Linked DNA regions of Homo sapiens: region 2 is linked to region 1. The links are chromatin contacts, found by Hi-C or POLR2A ChIA-PET in ENCODE. All regions are on one chromosome and are shown on one strand. Each heading gives the region's core, a stretch centred on a gene start or an enhancer-like site at or near the end of the contact. The rest is flanking DNA. Distances are from core to core; before and after follow the strand shown. Region 1 holds the start of SNHG17 (small nucleolar RNA host gene 17). Region 2 holds the start of DHX35 (DEAH-box helicase 35).

What was found. Hi-C counts contacts between places; a loop is a spot of excess contacts on that map. ChIA-PET counts read pairs that join two places held with the same protein, here RNA polymerase II (POLR2A). Pooled maps may share reads with other maps.
Region 2: a loop to region 1 is called in a map of CD4-positive, alpha-beta T cell, with 5 times the contacts of the local background. The contact joins the promoter of DHX35 here to the promoter of SNHG17 in region 1. A Hi-C loop is called at or near these places in 3 of 168 maps with a recorded cell type or tissue (CD4-positive, alpha-beta T cell, CD8-positive, alpha-beta T cell and OCI-LY7), 1 of 37 single-sample maps with no recorded cell type and 11 of 50 pooled maps. POLR2A ChIA-PET finds 5 or more read pairs at or near these places in 8 of 52 experiments (CD4-positive, alpha-beta T cell, MCF 10A, PC-3 and 4 more).

What each region holds. Positions count from the first base shown.
Region 1 is chr20:38,432,269-38,438,081 of GRCh38, reverse strand. SNHG17 (small nucleolar RNA host gene 17) reads left to right here and starts at 2,754. Exons shown (of 8, transcript NR_185934.1): 1 at 2,754-3,055; 2 at 3,456-3,578. It overlaps LOC124904958, which reads right to left. Exons shown (of 3, transcript XM_047440636.1): 2 at 3,477-3,619; 3 at 1,366-3,240. The coding sequence ends at 2,594. SNORA71D (small nucleolar RNA, H/ACA box 71D) reads left to right here and starts at 4,083; the gene lies at 4,083-4,220. RefSeq lists enhancers at 2,632-2,691, 2,712-3,001, 4,282-4,361.
Region 2 is chr20:38,959,477-38,965,289 of GRCh38, reverse strand. DHX35 (DEAH-box helicase 35) reads right to left here and starts at 2,946. Exons shown (of 22, transcript NM_021931.4): 1 at 2,883-2,946. The coding sequence starts at 2,922. RefSeq lists an enhancer at 2,612-2,921 and a silencer at 2,962-3,081.

The DNA of each region.
Region 1 (5,813 bases), core at 1,505-4,004:
CCTTGGCCTTAATTGCCAGCCCAGAAGATTCAGCCTGGTGAGGCCTCAATCTGAATATGCAGGAGGCCAAGCCCTTTCAGGCTCATAGGTAGGGCGGCGGAGGTGGGTGTGGGTTGTGGATGCACTCAGCCTACTGTTTGCTGTGTCTCTTCCAGCTCCAAAGGGCTGATGAGAGCCAGATTGCCTTATATCTGTGCTGGGGAGCACAGCAGCAACCAGCCACATGTGACTACAGAGCACTGGAAACGTGGCCAGTCGGAATTGTAATGTACCATAAATGTAAATCACACACCAGATTCCAAAGATCTCATACAAGAAAAAGAATAGTAAATAGCTCATGAATAATTATAAAATATTGATTACATGCTGACATGATAATATTTTGGTTATATTCAGTTAAATTATTAAAATTAATTTTACTTTTACTTTTTATCTTTTTTTTTTTTTTTTTTTGAGATGGAGTTTCGCTCTTGTTGCCCAGGCTGGAGTGCAATGGCGAGATCTCGGCTCAACGCAACCTCCGCCTCCCGGGTTCAAGCGATTCTCCCGCCTCAGCCTCCCAAGTAGCTGGGATTACAGGCATGTGCCACCATGCCCTACTAATTTTGTATTTTTAGTAGAGGCGGGGTTTCTCCATGTTGGTCAGACTGGTCTGGAACTCCCAGCCTCAGGTGATCCACCTGCCTCAGCCTCCCAAAGTGCTGCGATTACAGGCGTGAGCCACCATGCCCGGCCTTGTGTTATATTTCTATTGGACAATGCTATCTTTCTTCTTCTTTTTCTTTTTTGAGACAGGGTCTCGTTCTGTCAACCTGGAATGCAGTGGTGTGATCTCAGCTTACTGCAGCCTCAACCTCCCAGGCTCAAGTGATTCTCCTGCCTCAGCCTCCTGAGTAGCTGGGACTACAGGACTGCTCCATCACACCGGGCTGACAATGCCATCTTAGACTTTTCAAACACAGCACATTTCCTCTGCTTCATAAAGAATCCCAGAGTCCTTACGGTGACAGAAGCCCTCAGCTTTCTCAGAAATACTATAATATAGCAACTACTAGGCCTTGGATATTTGTTCTGTGCTACGGTCTTGATATAAATCATTCCATTTAATTCTCACAGCAACGCTATGAGCAGGGAACTATGACTGCCTATTTTCCATAACTGGAAACTGAGGCGGGGCGGAGAAGTTAGGTCACTTAGCCAAAGTCACATGGAGAGTAACAGCAAGAGTGGGAGGCAGAAGAGGACACCAGGGCTGTGTGGCCACAAGTGGGCACACCTGACCACCCTGCCCAGTGTCCTCTCAGCCACAGCATCTGTATTAGTCCATCCTCACACTGTTATAAAGAACTGCCTGAGACTGGGTAATTCATGAAGGAAAGAGGTTTAATTGACTCACAGTTCAGCATGGCTGTGGAGGCCTCAGGAAACTTACAATCATGGCGGAAGTGGAAGCAAACATGTCTTTCTTCACATGGTGGCAGCAAGGAGAAGTATAGAGCAAAAGTGGGTAAAGCCCCTTATAAAACCATCAGGTCTCATGAGAACTCACTCACTATCAGAAGAACCGCAGCATGGGGGTAACCACCCCCATGATTCCATTACCTCCCACGACAGGTGGGAATTATGGGAAGTACAGTTCCAGATGAGATTTAGGTGGGGTCACAGCCAAACCATAGCAGCATCCCACAGCCCCTCCCCATCACAGAGACTCCCAGTGTTCTCACAGTCTGGGAATCCCATGGGCCTCTCCCAGGTACAAAATATGGAGCAGATCTCACCTCAGGGACCCCCATTTCCCTCATGGTTGCATAGATCAGGACTGGATTTTCTTGTCCTTCTGACCTATTGAGTACCAAGAATCTGACTGGAGCGGGGCGGAGGGTGGGGCGTGGGCTCCTCATCAGGCCCAAGGGTGGGCTGCTTGCACTCCAGAACATGGGCAGAGTCAGTAGCAGGGCTGTCTCAGGCCGAAGAGGCACATCCTGCCCAGGGTGCAGGCAGTGCCAATGCTTATGAGGATTTGTGGGCCATGAGTCCCCTCCCAAGATTGTCTCCAGTATGTTGCAGGGAACATGGGACATCTGTCTACAGTCTCTGTCACTGTGCAAATCTGATCAGGTTCCTCAGATGCCAGTCTGGTCAGGTCTCTTCTGCTTCAGAGACTCTTTCCACCCTCCATCCCGTGTACTTTGAGGCTGGAGTTTAGCAAAGCAGTTACCCGCTGTGCATCTCTCTTGGCTCATCTTCTCACGCTCACATTCCAGTCTCAGGCCATGACTCAGTCATCTCGGTCTGACATTGTTCAGAAAAAAAGGAATGGGGCGGGGGTAGAATTCATTCATTCAACTGTGCTAGTCACTGAACTAGGTACTGAGTACAGTGGTGAATCAAAGACAGATGCCTTTGGACCCTTGCAGAAAGAAGTCCAAACTAAGCACAGTCCCCTCATCGTAGTAACAGCTCCTATCATGGAAAATTGGCCATTCCTACAGATTAATAATGAATCAGTGACCAAGGAACATCTTCAGAACAAACAGAAAAGCAAAGCAAGTGGGAGAAGTTTACTTCTAAACTTCCAGATAGTTTTCGAAAATTATCCCAAGTCCTCCAGAGTCTGGCGTTGAGCCTCCGCTCCGCCAGGGGACGCTGCAGGACTGCTCGCGTCGGTTCCTACCGCTCTAGGCCGCAGCTCGCGCTCTCGTCTGTATTTCCGCCGGCGCGAAACGAGCGTAGCTTCCTTGTCGTGTGGCCTCAGTCCTTCGCCGTCCCTCGCCGTCCTTCGCCATCGCACGCCACCGCACCCCATCTCTCGAAATCTGCAGACATCTTGATTTTTCCCACGCTGTCTGTCAGGTCTCCGCCGCCACTCGACGCCAGGGCGCCGGGTGAGTCCACAGCAGGGCGCATGGTCGGCTCCACTCTCACCATCGGGGGAAACTGAGGCCCCGGGGAAGGCGGCCAGAGAGGTCAGGCCCTGTCCTTGGTGCAGTGTCTCGTCCTCTTTGCCGGAGTGAGCCCCCCAGGATTCGCGTGTCCTCGGGAAAGACACTGGCAGGTGAGTCGCGCCCTTGGCCGCGGCAGTGCTGAGCGGGCCACGTGCGGTCGTCAGACCCCCTGTCCGCGCAGCTACTCTGCGGGGAGGCTTAGTGCCCCTGGATGGCGGGAAACAGGGCTCGGCGACTTTAGCTGCCCGCCCCCGACTCCTGGCATTGGAAGCCTCCAAAGCCACTTGACTGTTGCCTACAAAGTGCCAGTCATTGTGCCACGTCCTTGAGACCGTTAACTCGTTTTCCCCTCAATAACTTTTAAAAGTAGGTGTTAGAACCTTCATTTTACAGACCAGTTAGCTGTGGTTTAAATGGAAGACGCTGCCAGCACTCCAGTGGGGCAGAGTCTGGACTTCTGTCCCCGGGCCTTGTACTAAAGCCCCCTCCCCGTGCTTTTTCCTTGCCTAGGCCTTGTGGGCTGTGCTGCACCTCGGACGGCTTCGCACCAGCCAGCGCCCTCTCTCTCCTGCAGCACTCTGATCTGCACCCCCTGAGGGGCTTCCACTGTCCGCGGGGTGAGAATGCCCCTGGGTAAGTGCCGCTGCTTCTGCGCACCTTGGGGAAGGACCCTTCTGTGGGACGCAGTAGAGGGGACAGTCAATGAGCTCAGCCAGTTCTGAGTTCTGAGAACTGTCTGGCAAAGCGGGTGCAGAGCAAAGCGTGACTTAGGAGACGGGCTGCGCTTGGGGTCACATGCTAGCTAAGTTCCTTCATTCCCCTGAGGTTGACTTTCTGTAAAGTAGGGAAACTGCAAAGGCTCTCTGAGGGCAGAGGCCTTGGCTGTTTTTCTTGATTTTGAACCCACGGTGCCTGTCCACGTGTAGATACTCAGAACTGGTGGGCTGAATGTACAGCCGAGGCATTTTTACCAGAAGTCTGTTTTCCTGTGGACTCTGGGTGGGGACAGATGGAATCTGCCTGTGAAGTGATGATGGCTCTCAGGGTCCTGGGTACCCTTCTCTTCCCTGGGGGGTGAGCCTCCCTCTGGAGATCTGGCAGCTAACACGCTGACGTGGGCTCACCTGCCCTTTTTTGCACCTGTATTCGAAAGTGATCGTGGGCTGCCTGTGCCCTGGTCATTGATAGTGCAGGGAGAGAAATCGCGGAAAGTGCTTCCCCGTGTTTGGAGGGTCCGCTCCTGTCCCTTTCAAACTCTGGAGCTTTCTCACACCTCCTTCTCACCATCTTTCAAATGCCTCCTGGCACTTGGTGTCTTATTAGTGAGTGCTCCCTGTGCAAGGCTCAGTGCAGGGTTCCATGAGGCGTTCACCAGGGTCTATGAGGGGTGAGTCCCTGCCTCAGGATTGGTGGTGAAACCACAGCTGCAGCCCCCACTAGTCACACCCTGTGGCAATTACTGGCTTGATTGTCTTTGCCTCTCTCTATTGTGACCTTGAGGACAGTGTCTTGAGTTTTGTTTAATATTTTATTGTATTTTTTTAGAGACAGGATCTCACTCTGTTGTCCAGGCTGAGGTGCAGTGTGCAGTGGCGTGATCATAGCTTGAACTCCTGTACTCAAGTGATCCTCGCACCTCAGCCTCCCAAATAGCTGGGACAGACAGGGTCTCGCTATGTTGCCCAGGCTGGTCCTGAACTCCTGGCTTCAAGTGATTTTCCCTCAGTCTTCCAAAGTGCTGGAATTACAGGTGTGAGCCACTTCGCCTGTCTCAGTATCTGAGTCCTGTCTCTTGACTTACCTGGTGCTTGGTAGATGGTTGATTTTCAGCAGTTATGGAACAAATGAAAAACAGGAGATGGGCCGGGTGCAATGGCTCACACCTGTAATCCCAGCACTCTGAGAGGCCAAGGAGTGTGGATCACTTGAGGCCAGGAGTTCAAGACCATCCTGGCCAACATGGTGAAACCCCATCTCTACTAAAAAATACAAAAATTACCTAGGTGTGGTGGCACACGCCTATAATTCCAGCTACTCAGGAGGCTGAGGCACACCAGAATCGCTTGAACCTGGGAGGTGGAGGTTGCAGTGAGCCAAGATCATGCCCCTGCACTCCAGCCTAGGCGACAGAGTGAGACTATGTCCCTAACAAAAAACAAAAAACAGGAGCTGGAAAAAGACAACTGTGGCTGGTCGTGGTGGCTCACACCTGTAATCCTAGCACTTTGGGAGACTGAGGTGGGTGGATCGCTTGAGCCCAGGAGTTTAAGACCAACCTGGGCAATATGGCAAAAACCTGTCTACAACACACACACACTAGCCAGGTGTGGTGGCATGCGCCAGGAGGTGGAGGTTGCAGTGAGCCGAGATTGTGCTACTGCATTCCAGCCTGGGCTGCAGAGCCAGACCTTGTCTTTAAACAACAACAACAAAAAAGACTTCAGTTGTAAGGTGACAGGGCTTAGCACATTGATGCATGTCAGGGAAGTAGTTTTGAGCAAGGCAGCCTGTGTGGGGGTGGTCAGAGCTATTTCCCACTGGCCCAGTGGTCATCCCATGGTGTTCTCTTTGACGGTCTTGTCCGTGGGCCACCAGGATTAATTTCCCCACAGGATTGTCATTGTGATGTCAGCGACCAAAGCCAGAGGTATAGCTAGGCATGGCTGATAGAAGAGTGAGATGTGTAATCAGCCCTGACCCGCAGATGACAGATGGGCCATCCTGCCCATCATAGCCCTTACTGTGTATGCTAGACTGCGCCACGCTGGTGTGCCACACCAGAACCTGTCCTAGGTTCAGAGTCCCCTTCAGTGTACTGCTTCAGGATCACAAATTCAACAATATGTGCATAAGATGAGACTTAAGCTG
Region 2 (5,813 bases), core at 1,697-4,196, 530 kb before region 1:
TTACTGTCATCACAGAGATACTGTGACTGTTTAATAAGATGTGTAAATGAAAGTGACTAACACAAAGCAACGGCCCAATAACTGTGTACTAAAGCTATTCCCATGTCAACTAATGACAACACAATTTACCTAGACCAGTGGTTCCCAAATTTTGATGCATGCTGGAATTCCTTAGAGACTTTAAAAAACACTGATGCCTGGCTCCTAGGCCTCCAAAGTTCTAATTTATTGGTGTGAGGTGCAAGTGCACATCAGGACTTTTCAGAGCTTCCCAAGTGATTCAACTATAAAGCAAAATTAGAGAATCACTAACCTAGACAGTCACCCAGCCCAGAAATCTGAGTTATTACTGACTTCATCTTCTCCCACATCTTCCTCTAAAATGTCTCTCCAACAGGCACCTCCTCTAAGCTCCCAGGTCAGAATTAAGGTTTTTAACATCCCTCCTGGATTTCACTAGTACCTTCTCTAATTTCCTCCTCCATCCACTCTCTACTCCACTGCCAGTGTTATCTTTCTAAAGTAAACCTGATTTGTTCCTGCTTAAAAACACTGAAGTCAGGCCAGGCCCAGTGGCTCACGCCTGTAATCCCAACACTTTGGGAGGCCGAGGTGGGCAGATCACGGGATCAAAAGATTGAGATCATCCTGGCCACCATGCTGAAACTCCATCTCTACTAAAAATACAAAAATTAGCTAGGTGTGGTGGCACACACCTGTAGTCCCAGCTACTCAGGAGGCTGAGGCAGGAGAATCGCTTGAACCTGGGAGGTGGAAGTTCCAGTGAGCCGAGATTGCGCCACTGCACTCCAGCCTGGGCGGCTGAGCCAGACTCCATCTCAAAAAAAAAAAAGAAAGAAAACAAAAAAACAGTGAAGTCTAAACTTTTTAACTTGTCATGAAGACCTTTCACAATGAGGCCCTTACCTACTTTTCTAGCTTCATCTCCTGTCATACCCCAAAATATACCCTAGCACTTAACACTATCACACTGCTCTGTTATTTTGGCTTTCTGGACATTCTAAAGGCACAAATCCCATTCTGCCTTTGTTCATGCTGCACCCTTTGCTTCGAGTTCCATTTCTCTATGAAACAAAACCTTATTCATCCTTTAATGTTCACTCCAAAAATACCACCTTAATGAAGTATTTCTTATCCATACATTCAACTTTCCCTCCCTCTTCCATACTTCCATATAATTATAATAGTAACCTATCTAGTGCCAAGATCCTGTTGTGTGTTATTCTCATTTAAACCTCACAACACTACTTTGGGTAGGGTAGGTATTATACCCAATTTACAGATGGAGTAACTGAGACTTTGAGAATTTAAGTGACTATCAAGTCATCAACTTAGTAAGTGGTAGACATGATGGGCACTGCAGTCTGACTCTAGAGCTCATCTTCTTTACCACCACCTTACTCTGTCTCATTGTAAAATCTCTTCTAGAGGACATCTAACTTTATATTCAATTAAGAGAGAGACAGTAACTTGAGAGCAGAGCCCTGAGCATCTGTATTTGTCTCCTGAACACAGGATTAGGTTTTCAATAAGTGTACCCTCAATGGATGAACTAAATAATGAAATAGAACTCTTAAGAGTAATTCCACGTTCTTTAACCAAAATAGTACCCTGGTCTGATTTCAAACAATTAATTCAGCTCTTTATTATACCTAACACTTTCACCTGTTACTAAAAGCGTGAATAAATTAAAAGTATTCATTACTTAGTAAGTTCCTAGTTTTGGATGCAAATAAAACTCAGGATGGATAATTGGCTGATGACTTGAAATGCTGAACCATAAAACTGTCAAGTGACAGACTACAAATTTTTAAAAAGCATTAAACATATCTCTTGCTTGGGTTTATCTCTCACATCACTTATATGCATGGTCAGAATTTCAGAGAACCACTGAAAAATTAAAAGCTTTGCTTATATTACATTCTTGGTGTCATTTCATTTTTGCTGCAATATACTTTGCACATCCAGACCTGCAGGGGTGCAGGTGGTAGAAAAAAATCAAGCTGGTAGCTGTAATTTAAAAACTTTTGTTTTTTACAAGAAACTGTTTGCAGAGAGGAAGTAATGCATCTAGTACGGTCTGGCATATGCACATTCAGTAAAAACCTGATTAATGAGTAAATATCAAGACAAAACAAGTAAAGCATTTTGTGATTGTGATTCGTGTTAGTCTGTAAGAGAGGAAGTGGCTGGCAGCCAATATGAAGGACTGTTCCCTTTTCTAGTAGACATTCGGAGTGGACAACAATTATCCTAAAAGAAAATAACACACTTTCCCTTTTTTTGAGCATTTATTCTAAGTCTGACAACGCGTTCTGCTTGTCATTTAAGCCCACAGCATAGAAGCTATTGTTCTGCCCACTTTACAGGTAAAGAAGTCATGGCTCAGAGGCATTAAGTGACTCGCCCAAGGTCACCCTACTACAAGGCAGAGACGAAAATTCGAACCCGGACAGTCTGACTCCATAACTTGGGCTTGCAAGCCTCCAGCAGCGAGCAGCATTGTCTGTCGGGCCACAGCGCAACCCCAGGGCGCTAACGAGACACGAGAGGGAGCTTTAGGATTCCCCATCTCGCGGGGTGGGCAGGACAAGCATCAGTAACGAGGAAGACGAGGCCTGAGGAGGCTGGACCACTTTAACAAGGTCACAAAGAGTTTCTGCTCACGCTAGGGGAGCACCCCCAAATCCCTCGGGACCACTGGGGAGCCTGAGCCAGAGCTCCCCCCGCACAGAGGCGGCAGCGCCCAGCTCGCCGAGGTCAGGCCTGCGAGCAGGTCTGCTGGCCCCAGGGCGCCGGCCGCGGCGCCAAGACCGAAGTCAGGCCGCCGCATCTGCCCAGCGTTCCACCAAGGGCCTTACCGGGTCGCCAGAACTTCACCGGTCCCACGGGCGCAGCCATGTTGGGGTAAAAGGTCACGAGGCTAGCTCCACCCCACCGTCGCGCGCTAGGCCCCCAGGGCCCGGAGGGCGTGGCCCCCGAAGAGCCGCTGCCCAGACGGATCGCGCCGTGTGACGGCCACGCCCCCACAGCTACCGCCCCCGTCTGAGCCACGTGACCCACTTCCAGGCTCCGGCGAGCGCACCGGCCCCGCCCCCGAGCCCACGTGACCCTGCTCAGCCATTTTGGAGAAAAGGGCGCGCTCCTCCGCCTACCTCTTGAGCGTGGAGGGTAGATGCTTCAGGTGACCTTTTACGAGCGTGGCGTGTCCTGGATGGCGGCCGCACACTTAGGAAGAACGGGCTTTGGGAGAGGACCGCTGGCCCGAGAGTGGAACCTTGCACGCACTGGGCGTTGAAGCAGTGCTTTCTGGATTAAATACGAAATACTGATGTCACAAGCTACCTCAACTTGTCGACTTCTGTTTTATTCTCAATTTCAAATTGAAGGGTAATAATAGGAACTACCTCGTGGGTTGTATTTGTCAGTAAATATTGCGCGCCTGCTGTGGGCCCAGGTAGTGCGGCACAGTGCCCCAAATAAAACAATGCGAAATGATATGGAAGTCTTCAGGGACCTTGAGGGCAAAACGGAAAAACGGACTGGGGGTGGGGTGGAGCGAATGGGTTGGCAGAAGAGACTGAAAATGGGTAGATCAATTAAGGTAGTCCACCAACTCAGTGCTTCCTCCAATTTGATACCCTTGAGTCAAATGCTTGTTAAAAACACAGATTCTAGGCCTTGATCCAATTCTGAATCGATGTCCTGGAGCATGGCTTGGGAACCTGCATTTTGAGAAGCTCCTGAATTCTTCAGATTAACAAATTTGGGAAAGATTACACTAATCCATCAGACGAAAGGTGAGGTCAAAGAAAAAGAAATTACAGTAATCCAAAGGAGCGCTAAGAAGGGGTGATGAGCTCAAGTGGAGGAAATAACTTTCTAGGTAGGCAACTAATTGGAAGGAAGTGAGAGGCTTCAGAATCTATGCATTTTTAAAGCTGTGAAGAAAATTCTGAATTCTTTGAAAGAAGTGGCATCATTATGGCAAGAGCAGGGGCTTTTGTGGACAACCAGTCCAGACTTGGAATCGTAACTTTGCCATTTCCTAGCTCCTAGCTGTCATTTAATTTTAGTTGTAAAATGAGGTTTAAAGAGGTATTACATGAGATAACATGTAAAGTACCTAACAGTGCAAAACATAGCAGGCACTGAATCAATGTTAGCTCTCATTACCTCAACTCAGAGCAAATCCACCAGGGGGAAAAAAATCTGAATTTACCTGCATAGGTTCATGTAAGAATCTTCTTTGATTTATTTTTATAGTAATTAATGTAGGGACTCAATATCTGTTAGTCCCTCGGCCTAGAATTCTCCATCCATCCTTTAAATTATCTTTATCCCTTAAAGGGCTAGCTCTAAATTATCTATCCAACTTAAACATTCCCCCTTGTAGTCTAGGAACTGTATTCTCACTTTTGTGAGAAAAGTGACCTGTAGTTTAGTTGCCTGTAGTTTACCTGCCGCCACTATTACACAGGGAACTTACTGAGGACGAGGACCATGTCACATTCACATTCGTGGCCCAGTAACAAGTGCCTATTGAGTGTAGATAAACATCATGCTTTAGGCTTAGTTTTAGTTGATCTGTAGTTTACCTGCCGCCACTATTACACAGGGAACTTACTGAGGACGAGGACCATGTCACATTCACATTCGTAGCCCAGTAACAAGTGCCTATTGAGTGTAGATAAACATCATGCTTTAGGCTTAGTTTTAGTTGATCTGTAGTTTACCTGCCGCCACTATTACACAGGGAACTTACTGAAGACAAGGACCATGTCAGCATTCACATTCACATTCACATTCGTAGCCCAATAACAGTGCCTATTGAGTAATGTATAGATAAACATCATGCTTTAGGCTTAGTTTTAGTTGATCTGTGGTTTACCTGCCGCCACTATTACACAGGGAACTTACTGAGGACGAGGACCATGGCACATTCACATTCGTAGCCCAGTAGCAGTGCCTATTGAGTAATATACAGATAAACATCATGCTTTAGGCTTAGTTTTAGTTCTTCATGACATTGATTTTTCCTTGTTTTATTTTTGTCTTATTTTACTAACAGCCCAAATACGGAAACCAAGGTTTATACATGAATATAAGGCAAAATGAAATAAATGCCACTTTTAAGATTATTTCATGGCCTGGCACGGTGGCTCACACCTGTAATCCCAGCACTTTGGGAGACTGAGGCAGGCAGATCAACTGAGGTAAGAGTTCGAGACCAGCCTGGCCAACATGGCGAAATTCTGTCTCTACTAAAAATACAAAAAAATTAGCCGGGTGTGGTAGTAGTCACCTGTAATCCCAGCCAGTTGGGAAGGTGAGGCAGGAGAATCCCTTGAACCCGGAAGGCAGAGGTTGCAATGAGCAGAGATCCGCCACTGCACTCCAGCCTGGGCGACAGAGTGAGACTCTATCTCAAAAAATAGAAAAAAAAATAAATAAAATAACTTATCTATTTTATCTATTACTCATATAATGAAACCTTCCTGTTTATGAAGAGACAGTAAATCGGCCATGCCTGTATTATTGGATCATAATCTTTTTTCTTTTTTAGATGGAGTCTTGCTCTGTCGCCCAGGCTGGCAAGCAATGGCGAGATCTCATCTCACTGCAACCTCCACCCACCGGGCTCAAGCGATTCTCCTGCCTCAGCCTCCCTAGTAGCTGGGACTACAGGCACACGCCACCATGCCCGGCTAATTTTTGTATTTTTAGTAGAGACAGTTTCCCCATGTTGGTCAGGCTGGTCTCATGGATCATAATCTTAAAGCTGGAGGAGA